2 separate regions of the Mus musculus genome follow, and region 1 is linked to region 2. A link is a loop called in an ENCODE intact Hi-C map of the cell type or tissue named here. Cell type or tissue: left cerebral cortex. All regions are shown on one strand. Links, peaks and the distances in the headings refer to the core of each region. The heading gives the core; the rest is flanking DNA.

The links. Hi-C counts contacts between places; a loop is a spot of excess contacts. Peaks named below come from ENCODE experiments on the same cell type or tissue, not always from the same donor. Only the 100,000 strongest peaks of a DNase experiment are listed, where the experiment ranks them.
Region 1: it touches region 2 in a loop (2.8-fold over the local background); 5 of 42 quality-filtered maps call a loop at or near these places.

The regions. Positions count from the first base shown.
Region 1 is chrX:72,897,556-72,906,228 of GRCm38, forward strand. No RefSeq gene overlaps it. Among named protein-coding and RNA genes, the nearest start is that of Cetn2, 16 kb to the right of the region's middle. In left cerebral cortex, for the core only: a CTCF peak has its summit at 5,190 (motif pointing left); a DNase peak (open chromatin) is centred at 5,155.
Region 2 is chrX:72,821,334-72,829,333 of GRCm38, forward strand. It overlaps Gabrq (gamma-aminobutyric acid (GABA) A receptor, subunit theta), which reads left to right and starts at 3,845. Exons shown (of 9, transcript NM_020488.2): 1 at 3,845-4,271; 2 at 6,217-6,305. The coding sequence starts at 4,123. In left cerebral cortex, for the core only: a CTCF peak has its summit at 2,171 (motif pointing left); DNase peaks (open chromatin) are centred at 2,173, 3,803 and 6,065; H3K4me3 peaks cover 557 bases.

The DNA of each region.
Region 1 (8,673 bases), core at 300-8,299, 77 kb after region 2:
TACAGATACAGATACAGATACAGATACAGATACAGATACAGATACAGATAGATACAGATACAGATACAGATACAGATACAGATACAGATACAGATACAGATACAGATACAGATACAGATACAGATACAGATACAGATACAGACAGAATGAATTAAGCTAAGTGCATAGTAAAGAGAAAGGGCTCGGGATAAAGCAACTCTGTGCACACTTTGATATTGGACTTCTGGCCTCTAAAACTATGAGTCAATAGATATCTGTGCCTTGAACCACAGCTGTTTAAATGACCCAGTCTGCCTTATTTTGGAGGACCACTATAAAAACCTTCCCTCACTTTGCTCCTAGGAAGTAAAATTTATGGCTGTTTCAGAGGGACCTGAAGCTCTGAGGGGTAAAATATATACAGGCTCTATGGCAGCCACAGCAAGTCTGGAATTTGGTGTAGCCTCACTTCAAGTATATGGGTACAACTTGCCTAGCCTTGTTGAGACTATACCCCTAGATCACCCAATATGGAAAATCTGCAGTCATTATCAAGATACATCCGTCTCTTGTTTCATTGTGGGCTTGGGGCCTTCCCTGAGGCCTATAACTCCCACATTTCCCCTGTGGCTACAATTTCTGAAAGTTTCTTTTTGCTTTACACCCCTATCCCAAGCTGAGATGACTGTCCAACCTAGATACAATGATGCTCCCAAACATTGATGCACACATGTCTGTATCAGAAACAGTCCACTTTCTAGCATTTCTTCTTAATAGCTAAGCCAATTGCCATATGCATGAGTCTGTTTCCAGGGTAGTTGTTTGTCCAACAGTCTGTTTACTTGTTCCTGGGTCTATATACATGCTTATTTCCCTGTAAATTTCAAACATTCACAAGTTTCTCCCATCCATTTTTTTCTATTCCCATCTTGAATATCATCTTGTCTGGACACTAGCTGCTATCCTATATCCTTTCACCATTTTACAAATTCTCAAAAAATGTTTCTATATAGATATAGGTATAGATACACACACACACACACACACACACACACACACACATATATATATATATATATACATATATATATATATATGTATATATTCTCTATGCTACTAAATCTAAAGACAATAATATTACAGCCCTCCCAGAGTGTTCTCTTGGCCCTGTGGCCTTGCAGTTAGATTTCCTTCAGTCACTTTGCCTATCTTTAGCCTCCTATCTTTGCTCTTCCTCTTTCTATTTCTTAAACACTGAGGGTCTGGGATGTTTGGCCTATGATACTTCTCTTAGAATTCTCACCACACAGCTTCCCTAGGAGAACTTCCTGAACGTACATTTCACTCATTACATATACATATACAATGTCACCAGTCATCACTTCCTTTCCTCCTTTACATGTAGCTACATTCCCAGAATCTTACTATTGGGATTCCCTTGGGTTATCATGTGGCCACTTACCATCAAATGTGATGGGGACAAGTGGTCGGATGACACTTTCAGGTCTGGCCACATATTATCCTTAATGTGCTTTCCTCTCATTTATTTTCCAGGTACAAAAATGGAAGATCTGTGAATATCTATGGGCCACTGGAGCTACAAACAAGAGAAAGCTGGGTCCCTAAAAGCGTTCATGGAGAAAATGTCAACCTTTATCCCAACTCTCCTCCATCAGCTTAGAGACACAGCACAGCTAGAAAATAATCCTTGATTGAATAAGTTCACTGAGATGCAGAAATTATTTGATGCAGCAATGAGCCTAGTCTAGCTAATATACTGTGTAACTAGTTACAAGAAATTACACTATCTAGTTACAGGCTCATACTTCTAAATATAGATCAAATAATTGACAAAGATACCCAAAAGGACAGGCTATATAATTGTAGGAACTGGGATCCAGAAGGGGGTGATAGAGGTGGAGTCATGAACCTGGAAAACAGACTCCAGACTCCAGCATGGAGATGCAAATTTACTGTATGGTACAGTAGCAAATGTGGTTTTTTTTTAATACAGCCTTTGGCTCAATGGGGAATCTACACAAGCTCTGGAGTAATTAACCATCCCACCGTCACTATGGGGAGGTGTCAGGCTGCCAGCACCTGAGGGGACTTGCATAAAGATGGAGGAAGGAGCCACCACCCTGTTCCCAGTCCATTCTGAGGTTCCACTAGTTTGCTAGGATCCTCTATTTTGTGTCACACAGTATGCCAGTGGACATGGGCACTCATATTATCAGAGCAGTATGGAAGAGCCCCAAACCATCTACCAAGGTCTGCAGCACCCACCATACAAACATTTAAGTAGATTAGGAAGTTACAGATTTTATGTATTCATTTAATCATCCAACAAATACATATCAAGTACTCACAGTATAGCAGATACTGTGTTAAGCGCCAAAGCTAAAGTAACAAGCATGGGTAAATAGAGGCCTTAAGCTCACAGTTTTCCGTAACTAAATGACAGGATCCACATGCCTTTATATCTTATCATCGCTACTAGAACTTCTGCAGCACTTGCTCTTTCACTTAAACATACCATCCCCACTTTGTCAAGAGCTTAAACTAGATCTAAAAGCACAGTACCCTTCTGTTAAGAATATTTTTCATACTTATCCTGGAATTATATTCTGGAACATTTATCATTTTAATTACTTCTAACTATATAATTCATTGACACTAAATGTATTCACGATATACTGGTAACCATTACCAGTATATTTACCCAAAACTTTATCATTTCCAACAAAAACTCACTACATGTTAAATATTAATTCACTTCCCTTTCCTCTAGTCTGTGGTAATCTCTTATTTACTATCTGTATGCACTTGCCTGTAGTATGTACCATATATAAGTGTAATAATATATTTGTCATCAGTATCTTGATTTACTCAATAAGCATAGGGTTTTCACTATCCAGACAAGAAGAATTGGTCCACAATATATGAAGATATGATCACAATATATATTACATATAGAGAAATTTACATATATAGAGAAAATTTTCAGTCATAAAGAACAAGGCTATGTCATTAGCAGCAAGTGTTTAAAACACTAAGCCATTATCACTACAGTCCCAGATGTATATAATTTTTTTAAAGGAAATAGCAGGAAAAATATAAAAGAACAAATGTTCCCAATAGGAAGTATGAAATCTAGCACACGTATAATATATATATGCCAATAAAATTACTTTTACAATGTATTTTGTCCCATTTATGGATGAACAATACTCCGTTGTATGGATAAATTATATGTCATTCATTCATCTATCAACAAATGCTTGAATTGCTTGTAGCTTTAGTGTGAGTAATGTGCTAGCAACATGTATGTACAAATCTCTTTGAAAACTTGCTTTTGATTATTTTGGTTATATACTTGGAAGTGTACCTGTATGTATATGCAACAGCATGTCATTCTATATTTCCACAAGCATAATAACAGTTATTTCCCCTTTTTTTAGATTTATTTATTTATTATATGTAAGCACACTGTAGCTGTCTTCAGATGCTCCAGAAGAGGGCGTCAGATCTCATTACAGATGGCTGTGAGCCACCATGTGGTTGCTGGTACTTGAACTCGGGACCTTCAGAAGAGCATCCAGTGCTCTTAACCGCTGAGCCACCTCTCCAGCCCAGTTATTTCCCTTTTTAAAAGCTATATCCATCTGGGACTGGATTGATAATGGCTCAGTGGTTTTTTTTAAAAAAACACTTTCTGGTCATGCACAGGATCTGAGTTTGGTTCCCAGCACTACATCTAGTGCTTCACATCTAGTGATTCAGAACAACATATAACTCCAGCTCCAGGAGATCTGAATGCCTTCTGGCTTCTGTGGCCACATACATGCATATATGCATATATGTACATTTATGTATAGTCTTTTTTAAAAATTACACCCATAAAGTGCTACCTAACAACATTCTAAAGACATGAAAATCATACATGGACACATTCTTGTTGCAAAAAAATTAACCCCACAATGGTATCAGATAGCTAAGGTTTACAGACACTCATGTCTTAGATATGATTGGCTAAGTGCTTGCTGAGTTCCAGTCTTTGATGAAAAGGTTTATATATATCTGCTCTTTTCACTAGCCTCACAATTATAGGAAATAGATTTGTGTTGTTGCTCTAAGAATGAAAAATGTGAGACACAGAAATTACTCTCAAAAATGGAGGGAAAACATAATGCCAGAACAGAATAAAAGGAGAAAGTCAACTGTCAACTCTGGTTACTCCTAAGCTCCTTTCCTGTGTAGAGGAAAAGCATGATTCAAAGCATGGCATGGGTCCTTCAGACCTTGGTCTGTGTAATAAAAGTGCAAGATTATGCACAATATATTTGTTTATTGTCAGTCAAGTTGGTTTCCCTCTGCATTTCACCTTTTTCATTGGTCCTTCTGTTAAAGACATAGAACTTCTGAAGTTTTGACCTAAAACTTATCCCACTGACGGTAAAATGGCTTTTGTGTCTCAGGAAGAGAACCTGTGTTGGGGAATGTTGATTTTAGCAGCTGAAATTGCTATGTATTGGGCAGCACACAATTCTCAGTCACTGCAGGCCTGTTCCAGACTAACCTCATGTCACATATATCTATGTTACACTCTTTCTATACTAATAGTGTGCTAAAGCTACATAGCAATAGAATAATTGATAATGACATATTACTATATCAAAAGATAAGTTCATTGCCCAACCCTCATCTGATAAACATCATCTTTCAGTAGATGCTATTTAACACAGAGATCTACACCTGGAGAGTGTGCAGAGAGTGGGAAATTTTGGATTACTCAACCCTAAATGGGATGCCCATATCAAGTTCCTCACCTCAAGGCTCAGAGATCTATGTGCAAGAAGAGGCAGAAAGACTGTAAGAGCCTCAGGTGGTGGATCACTCTGGTTACTATGAGGAAACAGCATCATCCAGACACAATGAGACTGATACAGTATTAACTCACAGCGACCATGATAGCATGCACAAGATTCAAGCTAGACAAGAATCCCAACATGGGAAAGAGGAAGGAGGAACAAAGTCCCACCCCTAACCAAGCATCTATTTGTAACTGATAGCTACTGGGAGAAGAAAAATCAGTTTTCTTCAATGAAGAAAAAGATTGTTCTCCCTTTTGAAGAAGACTCCAACCATATGAACATGGGAAATAAGTGTAGCTTGATAAAAGATTGCCCTCTGCTGGCTGTGTTAGCCAAGGTTCTTCAGAAATAGCGACTTAGGATAAACAGGAATAATCTATAAATGTATTTACATAATATATACATATTTGTTACATACATAAGTATGTACATTATATATCATAAAATATGCATATGCATTATTACTTGTGGAAGTCTGGAAGCCTCAAATCCTGCAGGTTGAATTAGCAAGATGAAGGTCCAGAAAAGCTGATGTGTGGTTTCAGCCTGTAGGAGAGCAGGCTCAAATCCCATGTCACAATTCAAATTCAAAGACAATTTTCCTGTTGTAGAAAATTTAAAGTTATAAATAAGGGACTGGGGAGATGGTTCACTAGACAAACTTCTTGATGAGCAACCATGAGGACCTGAGTTCAAATTCCCAGGCACGGTGATGCAGGTCCTTAATCTCAGCACTCAGGACACAAAGACAAGGCTATCTCTTGTGATTTCAAGGCCAGCCTGTTCTCCATTACAAGTTCCAAGCTACATAGTGAAACCATGTCTCTTTAAAATAAAATAAAATAAAATAAAATAAAATAAAATATCCAAGCATGGTGATACTATCTGTAACCCTGGAATTCTCTGGCTAGCTGGTCAAAATTTTAAGTGCAAGATCCAGTGAGTAAAAAAATAAAAAATAAATAAGGTGAAAAGCAATTGACAAAGATATGCCAATGAAAATTTCTAGCTTGCAAACATACCCAGGTTGGCAATCACATCCACACAAACACACATGTGCACACAGACATATACCACACTGAAGTAGAAAAAAATTTGGTGCTGGAAGGGAGGTTACTTTATTCATACAAAAAATGGGTTTTAAAAATATAAACCTACAACACACAGACACACAAATTGTTAATCAATAATAAACAACAAAAAATTACATCAAGAAACTACATAAGCCAAGCTGGAAAGAAAGAATGCACTACCAGTGCTAGGCAAGATACCTTCCTATCCTGCTGAGGACACCCTGATCCAAAGAACATCACCTCTACCTATGGAACCTACCAGGTTTGACCCTGTCCCTTACTAACTTCTGCTTCAACCATATGAGATTCTTCATAGTTCCTCACTGTGCCAACCAAGACTGCTGCTGCCTCAGGACCTTTGCACATGCTATCCTCTTGAGCTGGGTACTTTTTCTACAAGTCTATGTAAGATTTTAGGCTTTGGCTTAAATGTCATCTTCTTTCCATCCCTTTTAAAAAACTTTGTATCTTTTTTTTTCTTTTTCTTTTTTTTTTTTTTTCTGACTTTCTGTCTTCTTCACTAGAATACAAATACCACGCGGCTTTGTTTTTCATTGCAGGCCTGGTATGATGGTTTGTATATGCTGGACCTGTTACAAGGTGTGGCCTTGTTGGAGTAGGTGTGTCACTGTGAGTGTCAGCTTTAAGACCCTCATCCTAGCTGCCTGGAAGCCAGTATTCTGCTAACAGCCTTTAGATGAAGTTGTAGAACTTTCAGCTCCTCCTCCACCATGCCTGCCTGGATGCTGCCATACTCCTGCCTTGATGATAATGGACTGAACCTCTGAACCTGTAAGCCAGCCCCAATTAAATGTTGGCCTTATAAGAGTTGCTATAGTCATGGTGTCTGTTCACAGCAGTAAAACGCTAAGACACCTGGGTATGTTTGTGTGTATATATGTATGCATGTGTGTACATGTGCATGAGTGTATGCACATGTGTGGGGATGTGGAGCAGACACCTGCTTTTGAGATTATCCATCCATCCAGGAATTCTGAGTAGGTATGAAGTCTTTGCTGAGTGAATGAAAAGATGAATTAATCCAAATAATAAGACAAGATATCTACTAATGGAAAATACACATTAATTCACATGATGATGTGGATCCTACTCAGTAATTAATGTGGGGAAGGCTAAAGATGAGAATGAATTGAAACTTTCAAAAAATGAAAATAGATCAGCAGCTGGGCGGTGGTAGCACACGTCTTTAATCCCAGCACTAGGGAGGCAGAGGCAGGCAGATTTCTGAGTTGGAGGCCAGCCTGGTCTACAGAGTGAGTTCCAGGACAGCCAGGGCTACACAGAGAAACCCTGTCTCGAAAATTCCCAAAAATAGAAGAAGAGAAGAAGGAGGAGGAGGAGGAGGAGGAGGAAAGAAGAAGAAAGAAGGAGGAGAAGAAGAAGAGGAGGAGGAGGAGGAGGAGAAAGAAGGAGGAGGAGAAAGAAAGAAAGAAAGAAAGAAAGAAAGAAAGAAAGAAAGAAAGAAAGAAAGAAAGAAAGAGAAAAAAGGAAAAGAAAAGAAATCAACAAAACACCTTTTAGTCAGTGTGGAAAAAAAGGAAAGAGCAATTTCTTAAGAGGAAAATAAATCTTGATGGTATTTTTCCTTCCGCAAGACTAACCTTCAAGGTAAAAATGTCAGAGAAAAGGGGAGGAAAATCGCAGAAAATTCATGCAAGGGACAAGGCTGTTGGATGCCAAAGGCACAAGCATCTAGACAAGTGGATAGAGAATCTCAAAAGCAGGTGTCTGCTCCACATCCCCATACATGTACACACATTCATGAACATGTACACACATACATACACAGATACAGGTGCACACATGCATGCACACATATGACTGGAACACCCATGCTGTGGGTTTACATAACCCATGTGTAATTCCAATTCTGAATCTTTTTGGTCTCCTGGAAATCTTTGAACAAATCTGACACAAACTGCCCACCTGTATGTACTCACAAACTGAACATATGTCAAAAGATTAGGAACTTCCTCAGAGCAATTTGTGGAATCCTGATCGCTATATAACCCGGATTAGAAGCCCTTGTTCTAAAGGTATAACCCTGTCTTGGGGTTACTATTGCTGTGATGAAACACCATGACCAAAGCAAATTAAGGAGGAAAGGGTTTGTTTGGTTTGCACTTCCACATCACTGTTCATCACTGACAGAAGTCAGGGCAGGAACTCACACAGGGCGGGAATCTGGAGGCAGAAGCTGATGCAGAAGCCATGAAGGGGTGCTGCTTACTGGGTTGCTCAGCCTGCTTTCTTATAGACCCCACAACCACCAGCCCAAAGACAGAACCACCCACAGTGAGCTGGACTCTCCCATCAATCACTAATTAAGAAAATGTCTTACAGGCCTGCCTACAACTAGGTCTTATGGAGGGATTTTTTTTTTCAATTGAGGTTCCCTCCTCTCAGAAGACTTTAGCTTGTGTCAAGCTGGCATAAAACCCGCCAGGACCCCTAACACTATTGATGATACTCTGCTATGCTTGCAAGCAGGAGCATAACTGTCTCCTCAAAGGCTCCATCCAGCAACTGATGGAAACAGATGCAGAGTCCCACAGCCAAACATCAGGCAGAGATTGGGGTGTCTTGACGAAGAGTGGGGGACAGAACTGAGGAAGCCAGAGGGGTTAAGGACAGGACAAAAAGATTAAAGAGCCAATTAACCTAGGCCCATGGAAGGCTCACAGAGACCGTACTACCAAAGAGCATGCAGTGGGTAGACCTAGATC
Region 2 (8,000 bases), core at 1-8,000:
CTATAATGTGTAAATATAATTTTTGGCTACTTTAGTTGGCTCTTATATATACTACCCTTCTCCACCCCAATTCCTTCCATACTTCTGCTCCAACAATAGATAGGCAAGAAAGATAGTTAGAGAGGAAAGGAGATGTAGACTTCTTTAGACTGATTCCTGCTGATTACAGGCATTGAGTTCCTTGTGGGAAAGTCCCATCTTTGTCATCAGAATATCTCCAACCAGCAATCCAGCAATCCAGCAATCCAGCAATCCAGCAATCCAGCAATCCAGCAATCCAGCAATCCAGCAATCCAGCAAACAGTAAAGAGCAATCATCAAACAGAATTTTTTTACAGTAACTATTTTCTCCTTTTATTTAATGAGCATATAATCTAGCAATAAATAATGAATACCTAAACTGGCTTTGAAAAAAATCCCACTATCTAAACCACAGTGGTATGAAACTTCTACAGATAGGCCTGGTTAATTTCCCCAAATACTGAGATTAAGGGCGTGTATAACACATTTCTTCATGGCTGTAAAGGCCTGGACAGCAAACAGAAATTTAACAAACAGAAAAAAGCAGCAACAGTGACAGCAGCAGAGGTGACAGCAATAGCAGGGTAACAGCAGCCACTGCAGCTTCTCGGGGCTCTGGCATTTTTATACCCTTTCAAGAGTCCCCAGAACTTCAAACATAAGCTATGTTCAGCTGGCAGAATCACTGCCCTGCAAGAACACAACACAAATCATAGTTAGTAGCTGTGGACAATCTTAAGCAGCCCCATATCCCACACCTGTAATTAAAACAAAAACATATTCCCATAACATAACTGGGTTTTTTAAGAAACCAAAATTCTCACAACAGTGATGCATCTATAAGTAGATTTAATTTCATCTGTCCCTCCTGCCTGGAATTACTTGAGTTATTTGAAACTGTGAATTTGGATCTTCTCTGTTTTTCTCTCATATGTGTGTGTGTGTGTGTGTGTGTATATATATATATATATATATATACATACATATACACAGTGATCAAATATATATTATGTGACTCTTCTCAGTCTACCCACTGGATCTCATGTTCATTTTTAAAGTTTCAATGTAATTTGTTTCTCCAGGCTGAATTTTTGTATTATTACTTGTAACATATCTTCCAACTTAATTATATTTTTTAGTTGCGTTTGGCATTCTGTTTAGCCCAGCCATTCAATTATCAAGTTTCATTGTTAGTGGCTTGAGTTATAAGCCTTCTCTTCAACTCTTTTTTTTTTTTTTTTTTTTTTTTTTAGTATTTCTATAACACTTTTGGTGATTGCATGTTCCCTGCAGATATTGTCAAGATTCTTTTAGAATATAGTAAATCACAGTTATTTCACTCTATAGATGTGGAGTTACAGACAGTTATAAGCCTCCTGGCATGGGTGCTAGGAACTAAACTTGAGTCCTCTGCAAGAGCAGTAAGTGCTCTTACCACTGATCCATCTCTCCAGCCCTATTTCATCATTTTTTGTCTTACAAAAAAAAAAAACAAACTGTATCCTTCATTGTGGTGTGGACGTACAGTGTGAGAATGAATCTAGAAGAACTTTCCAGGGCTGCACTGGCCTCCCTGGGCCATAATCCCACCTCTAGCCTGGATTTTTAAACTATTTTATACATTAACTTTATTTTAGCATATGTGTATGGTGGGGACATACTATGTTTATCTATGAAGGCCAGAAGACAATTTATCAGAGTCAGTTCTTTTATTCTTCCATGTGAATTCCAGGGATCAAATTTAGGTCAAGTTTGAAGTCAAGTCCCTTACTAACTGTGCCATCTTACCGGGTTCAGCCCAAAAGTTTGTGGGTATACAAATACATTGAGACAAAAACTCATTCAGTACACACTGCAGCAATATGTGTATAAGTCTAGCTACATTTGAGGCATTATTTGGTCCTATGACTCAGAAATTTCAAAGCATTACCTCCAAGGAAACCAGAAGTGGATCCTTTGGGATTTAAGGCCCAGAATTAAATAATTGACATCGATTTTTTGGAAATATTCATAGTCACAGAGACACATAAGAACAGAATTTCAATTCTAAAACTCTTCCTTACAAATAACAGGCTATGCCAGTTAATTGGCTGCAGAAGTTGATTCCTCTGTGCTGGAAATATCTCTCAAACAAATCTACTCCCATCTGCTGGTAGTTGTCTGAATTTTCAGTCAGAGGAAGCAGGCAAACCTGCAAGTAGATTTTCCAGCTTGACGCTCTACTACTATGCAGCATTGGGTCAGTTTCTGTTCTTTCTCTAAACCTCATTTTACCCATATTACCATCCAGTTGTTTAGGCAAAAAGATACAGATTCCTTTTGGTGAGAAACAAAGAATCTCTGTAAGGATGTCTGGATGATCAGGTGTGACGTGGCAGGACTCACAACTCGAGAGCAGGCTTGTCTCTCAGTTCTTATACGTGATTAGCAATAACGTATAAATCTTATCATTCCTTTTTCTCTTCCATGTCCATTTTCTGCAACAGTTGGGGAAGAAGGGAGATTTTATTTTTTTAAGGAAGATATAACAGTACTCTGCACCTTAGGAGAAGTCGTGAGACTATGGAACATGGAATAGTTTGTTTCTAAAGTGTGTTTTCAAAGAAGAGGAAAAAGTTTAAGTTAGCAACTGTGTAAGACATTGAGAAAACCAGGAGAGTGAAGATTTCACTGTGTTCACCCAACTAAAGTTGTGTCACCAAGTCCTGAAGGAAAGCAGAAAGGGTGTGTTTCTGTGTGTATGAGCCTAGTAAGGGAAGGTTGGACTTGCGATCCATCTTACTTCGGTCCTTCTCTATGGTGTTACGTGGGAGGTGTAATGATAGTGCACGTGATTAAGCCCTTTTTCTTATTACTGGGAAAATGAGCTTTTGTGATGCCTCGTTTGGCACTAGTTCAGTCATGGACCCAGGCTGGGTCACGGGATAGTGTGAAACCATTCCATACTTTTCTCTTCCATAACAGAAGCAGTTTCCAGGTAGGGGAAATGATAAAAGCCTCCTAACAAAACCCCAAACTTTTCCATGTGATAGCACTTGAACTCAGGTGCATTAGCATCTTCTAGTGACCTGTGAAGCACTGACTTTTGCCTTCTTTCCCCCTTCAGCCTGGATCCTCACTTCCGCTCTGCAATCCTGTTTACAGCAAGGAATCATACCTTAGGAAGACTTCATTCAGCTGGTGAATACTTTCCGCTCCCTGAATTTGTTTTTCTCGAGACCCTAAATTTAAGGAAAAGAAAACTCTGGGAAATTTGGCTCCAAGAAGACAGTTACCGTCCTCTGTGGTCAAAGTCCTGCATTGAGACCCTTTGGTAAGAGATTCCATCAGCCCACTCAAAGATGAAGTGCATTGGGTTAAACACATTGAGTTACTGGAGTGTCATGGTCTGAGAACAACCTCCGGATTCTTCTAAGATGTGCAAGTGTTTCAGAGCTCACATCCAGTCATGACAGTCAAATGGTCACACTTCTTTGAAAATGCAAACTCTTGGACACAGTCTTCTAAAAGAAACACATCACTTTCCTTCTTCAAAGAAGAGGCCAGGAGCCAGAAGTCCCTGGCTTCCCTGTGGTCTAGTCTCAGCAGTAAGCCCCTTCCTTTCCCATGGCTGGACCCAACCCAGGTGACTAGTGCTGGTCAGGGTAAAGCTGCAGAGACCTGAAGGGCCTGCGGCCTGACTGCGCGCAGCCTGAGGGGCGGCGGGGAGGGGGCCAAGCGCGCGCGCCTTTTTTACCGCTCCTTGCGCCTGCGGGATTGGCTCAGCAGGTGCTGCCGTCGGAGTAGGCGGAGCCAGCCGCGCGCCCCGCCCTACTTGACACCCAGTCTCAGCCCTGAGCGGTGCCAGACGAAGCGCACCTTGCAGTGGCACGCCCTGTGGACCGCTGCGGGGGGGCAGAGCTGCTGCGGAGCCACTGTTCTTTCAGGCCCTGGACTCCGGAGAGACCCCATACTCCCTACTTCCTTCAGGTCTCTCCTTAGGGTCCCGATTCTGCGGAAGGACTAGCGATTCCGCCCCTTTTGCCCGGTTCTGACTCGCTCCCACCCCAACCCTGTCCCCTTTTCCAGCTGTCCGCTGCGGTCCCCAAGAGCACTGCAGCCATGGGCATCCGAGGTATGCTGCGAGCCGCTGCGCTCCTGCTGCTCATTAGGACTTGGCTGGCAGAGAGTAACGGCCCCAGTCCCACCCCGAAATTCCACTTCGAGCTCTCCTCCAGCACGCCTGAAGTCATTCTGGATCTCTTCAACTGGTAAGCTGCCCTGCCTAGCTGAGCATGGAAGGGACAGGGGCAAAAGAAGGTCTTGGCCTCTTGGACAGAGCGGGCCGGGGACAAGGGATTAGGACCCGGGTTTGCCTAGGGGATGAAGCATGGGGACAGCCGTGAAATGATACTCCTAGCTTCAAGCCACCTGTTACTGCTGTGCCTTACTGTGCCTACTGTCAGCCCAATTCTTGAAGCCAGAGCACCCTCACCCCAGAGTCTACCTGATCATCCTCGGGGACTGAGGTCCCAGGCAGCTTTTTCCCAGTCGTGTTTTCTGATGCCCGTGGTACTGGGGGTGTACATGGGCAATTCACAAAACAGACTGGAAAGACACCTGTTTGAGTAAAGATTTCTAGTCCATTTGCTGAAACAGTATCTCTCTGTGCCTCTGTCTCTCTCTGGGGGAGGGGGTGTGAGGGGCTCTTTCAAATACAGCAGATTGAAATGATTAACTGTGTAATCAGTAGCTGTAAATGGCATATAACCTCAGGCTTAAGTGGGGTACGCTTTTGTGCTTATTCTGTGAAAACATTTGAAGATTTCAGTGTTTCTGTTTGATTTAAAGTTTCTTTAGGTCTGCAAGTATCTGAAGAGGGGATAAACCATCATCCTTGAAATATAAATCACACATAAAAAATGTGTATTTTCAAGTGGCTACCGATCTTAAATGCTGGCACATGGGAAATTTGTGGACAGAAACAGGGAGGAATGTATTTCTTTAGTTTAAGAATAATTCATGCACATACTTTTAAATGTTACAAAATTAAATTTTATGATTGAGGGAAATGAATAATAATTTTAAGTGGCAAACTAGAAATAAACATGTAATCAGAAAGGGGGAGGGGCCAGGCTGGGCAAGGTTCCAGCAGGCAGCCCTGCAGTGCTCTCAACCCAACATTCCGACTGCGTCAGTGAACACACAGGGGTAGGGGGAGTCAGGGAGAGATGGAAAGAGCGAGAAGGAGACACCCAGAGAAACAGAAAGATGGAGATTGCAGGGGTGATGCGTCAAAGTTCCGAGGAGCCACAGTGATAGTGATGCCTGGGGCCTGTTGTCATTTAAAAGCCCTTTGGGAAATGAAAGTCTAGATTGATTCAATGAACATCATAGAGACCTATGGAAAGGCCTACTATCTGCAGTTGAGCTGTCTTCACTTACAGATGCTCACCTAAGACACCTCCAGGCTGAAAGCACATGTGTAGTGAGTAAGATGCCTATTCCCAGAATGAATATTTCGAAGACAGCTCTAAACCCCTGAAATCAGAAATGGTTTATTTCAATGAGAGTCATAAAGCTATCCTACATGAGCAAGACACACACACTCTCTCTCTCCCTCCCCCACCTCTCTCTTTCTGCGTCATGTGTCATATACCAACTCTCTCATACACAAGGTTGACATAAATGTAAGGGGGAAATGCCTGGACCAGGTAGAGGAAATGTGTCTTTGAGCTGGAAAACATGAGCTCAGCTCAGGGGCACACTAGCCAGTGGGAGCTGACCTCCAGGGGCAATGAGGTACCACTGGCAAGACTGCCAGCAATCAGCATCCAGGAGTACCTCAAGGTGCAGTGTCTCAAAGAACTAAAACAATGCAGTTTTCTGAGAGTATCATCTGCCCAGCTTTCCTCCTCTCCTATGATGGGCTTTCTTCCCCTGACCACTATTTCTGCCTGGTAACAGGGAAACAGTCCTTGGGCCCCTCCCTCTGGATGAAAGCTGTGAAGGGGGAGGGGGAAAAAGAGTCTGCGTCACTGCTGTGCTTCTGGCTGACTCACTGTGGGCTGAGAAGGGAGGAAGGGAGGGTGAAAGCAAACACATATGACTGCACATGTTTGCATATGTACAGGAGCAGTGATGGCCCTGGCAAACCAGCCACTGGTAAGTAGGCCGCGAGTCAACCAGTATATACTCATGGCTTCTCTGTTTCAGCAAAAACTGTGCAAATGAAGCTGTGGTTCAAAAGATTTTGGACAGGGTGCTGTCAACATATGATGTCCGACTTAGACCAAATTTTGGAGGTAAGCCATATTGAGACACCAGAGACTTTTATGTTAGATGGAATAGAGCCAGTATCACCCTGGAAGCTAACCAGGCTCTACACCTCTGTCCCCCACCCCCAGATCCTAGTTTCTTGAACCTGCAAGGGAGCTCCTTCAGGTTTGGGCCTTTTGCTCTCTTTCATTAAATATGTGACTTTCTATGCCAGAAACCTTTTACTCTTTACTCCCTTCTAAAGGTGTTGCCACCCTTAAGCAATTCTAGAAGTTGAGAATTGAGGCCTCTGTCACCTAACCCACCTAGGCCTGGGACCCTGCTAGAATGCCCTGTTTTTCCAAGCCTTCAGCTTTCACCAAATTCAGTTCATCTAGCATCCCATATTATATGTGCTCTTCATAAAATTCAGTCTGATGGCCACTAACAGAAATAAGAAGTGACAAGAAAACAGGACAGATTCCTGTAGGATGGGATACAATCTACTCAGTAGTCACTGCTAACGATTCAAATTTGTGCTCATCTGTAACTGTCTTCTGAAAATACTATACCACCTTGGAAAGTAAGGACGTTTCTCTTGGCCCTAAATTGAAGAGGTGAGACTATTAGCTGGTACTTCCCTGCAATACATGAGGGCAGAAGGCTCAGGCCAAGGACTCCAAGGTGAGTCTGCATGGGAAACAGGGTTGAAAAAGGCAGAAGGCATATAATGTCTTCTGCCACTGGCAGCAGCTTTTCCATGTGGCATACAGAAAATCAGGGGATAAAGCACAGCCAATACCCCTTACATGAATCATTGTGCCAAGCCCGAAAGGATGACTCTTTCTTACTTTAACATTTGTCCACAAAAGACCAAATAATAGCCATCTCCACTCAATGAGCGCATGTTCACCACTGTTTCAGGATCAGGCTGCCCTCCCTGCACCATTCAAGACTAAAAGAAGGGAAGAGCGGCAAGAGTGTATGTCTGGGTACAGTCCAGCACTATAGGGCCACAGGAGGCCTGAAGCCTCTTGCTGTCAACTTTCATGTCCCAACGAGTGTTATGATCACGCCAGGCTGGAGCATATGATAAAATATGGGCCCTTACAATTACTCTGCCAAACAGATGGGGCAGTAGGAGGAGGGGACAAAGAGAACGTAGGACCACCTGCCATTTAGATGGAAAGGAACATTGCAGGCTATAAGGCTGGGGCTGTTGCATGGGAGAAATATGGTGGAAGACCCAATGATCAGACAGCCAGGCTAGAGCATTCAGGGTTTAGGGAGGCCAGGACTCTCTGTAGAGCCTCTAATAAACAGAGTACCCTCTGTATTTAATATGGAATGCGGTTTTAGGGCTTAATCTTCACACATAAGAATATTCCTGACTCCCTCCCTCACACACACAGGAACATGAGACAGACACCCAACATCATAAAGGAAGACATGGCGTGTTTTCACCTTAGCTAGAGAAATAAGAGTACTGTCCCCTTCCTCTGGTTGTGTCCCTATGCCATATCATGGCTTGGCAAGGCGAATATGCTCTGCATTTTAGTACCTATTACCTCTTCAGCTAAGAGCCCTTGGCCTTTTCACTCCACAACATTCCACGTGAGTAAAGGCATCATTAGGATGGTCTAGAGAAGACTTACTTTGGAGGAAGGGGCTGGCAATCAGGCTTTGAAGAAATGAGCTGGCATGTGGGCCTCTCTGGGGCTTGTTGCTTAATAACACAGCTA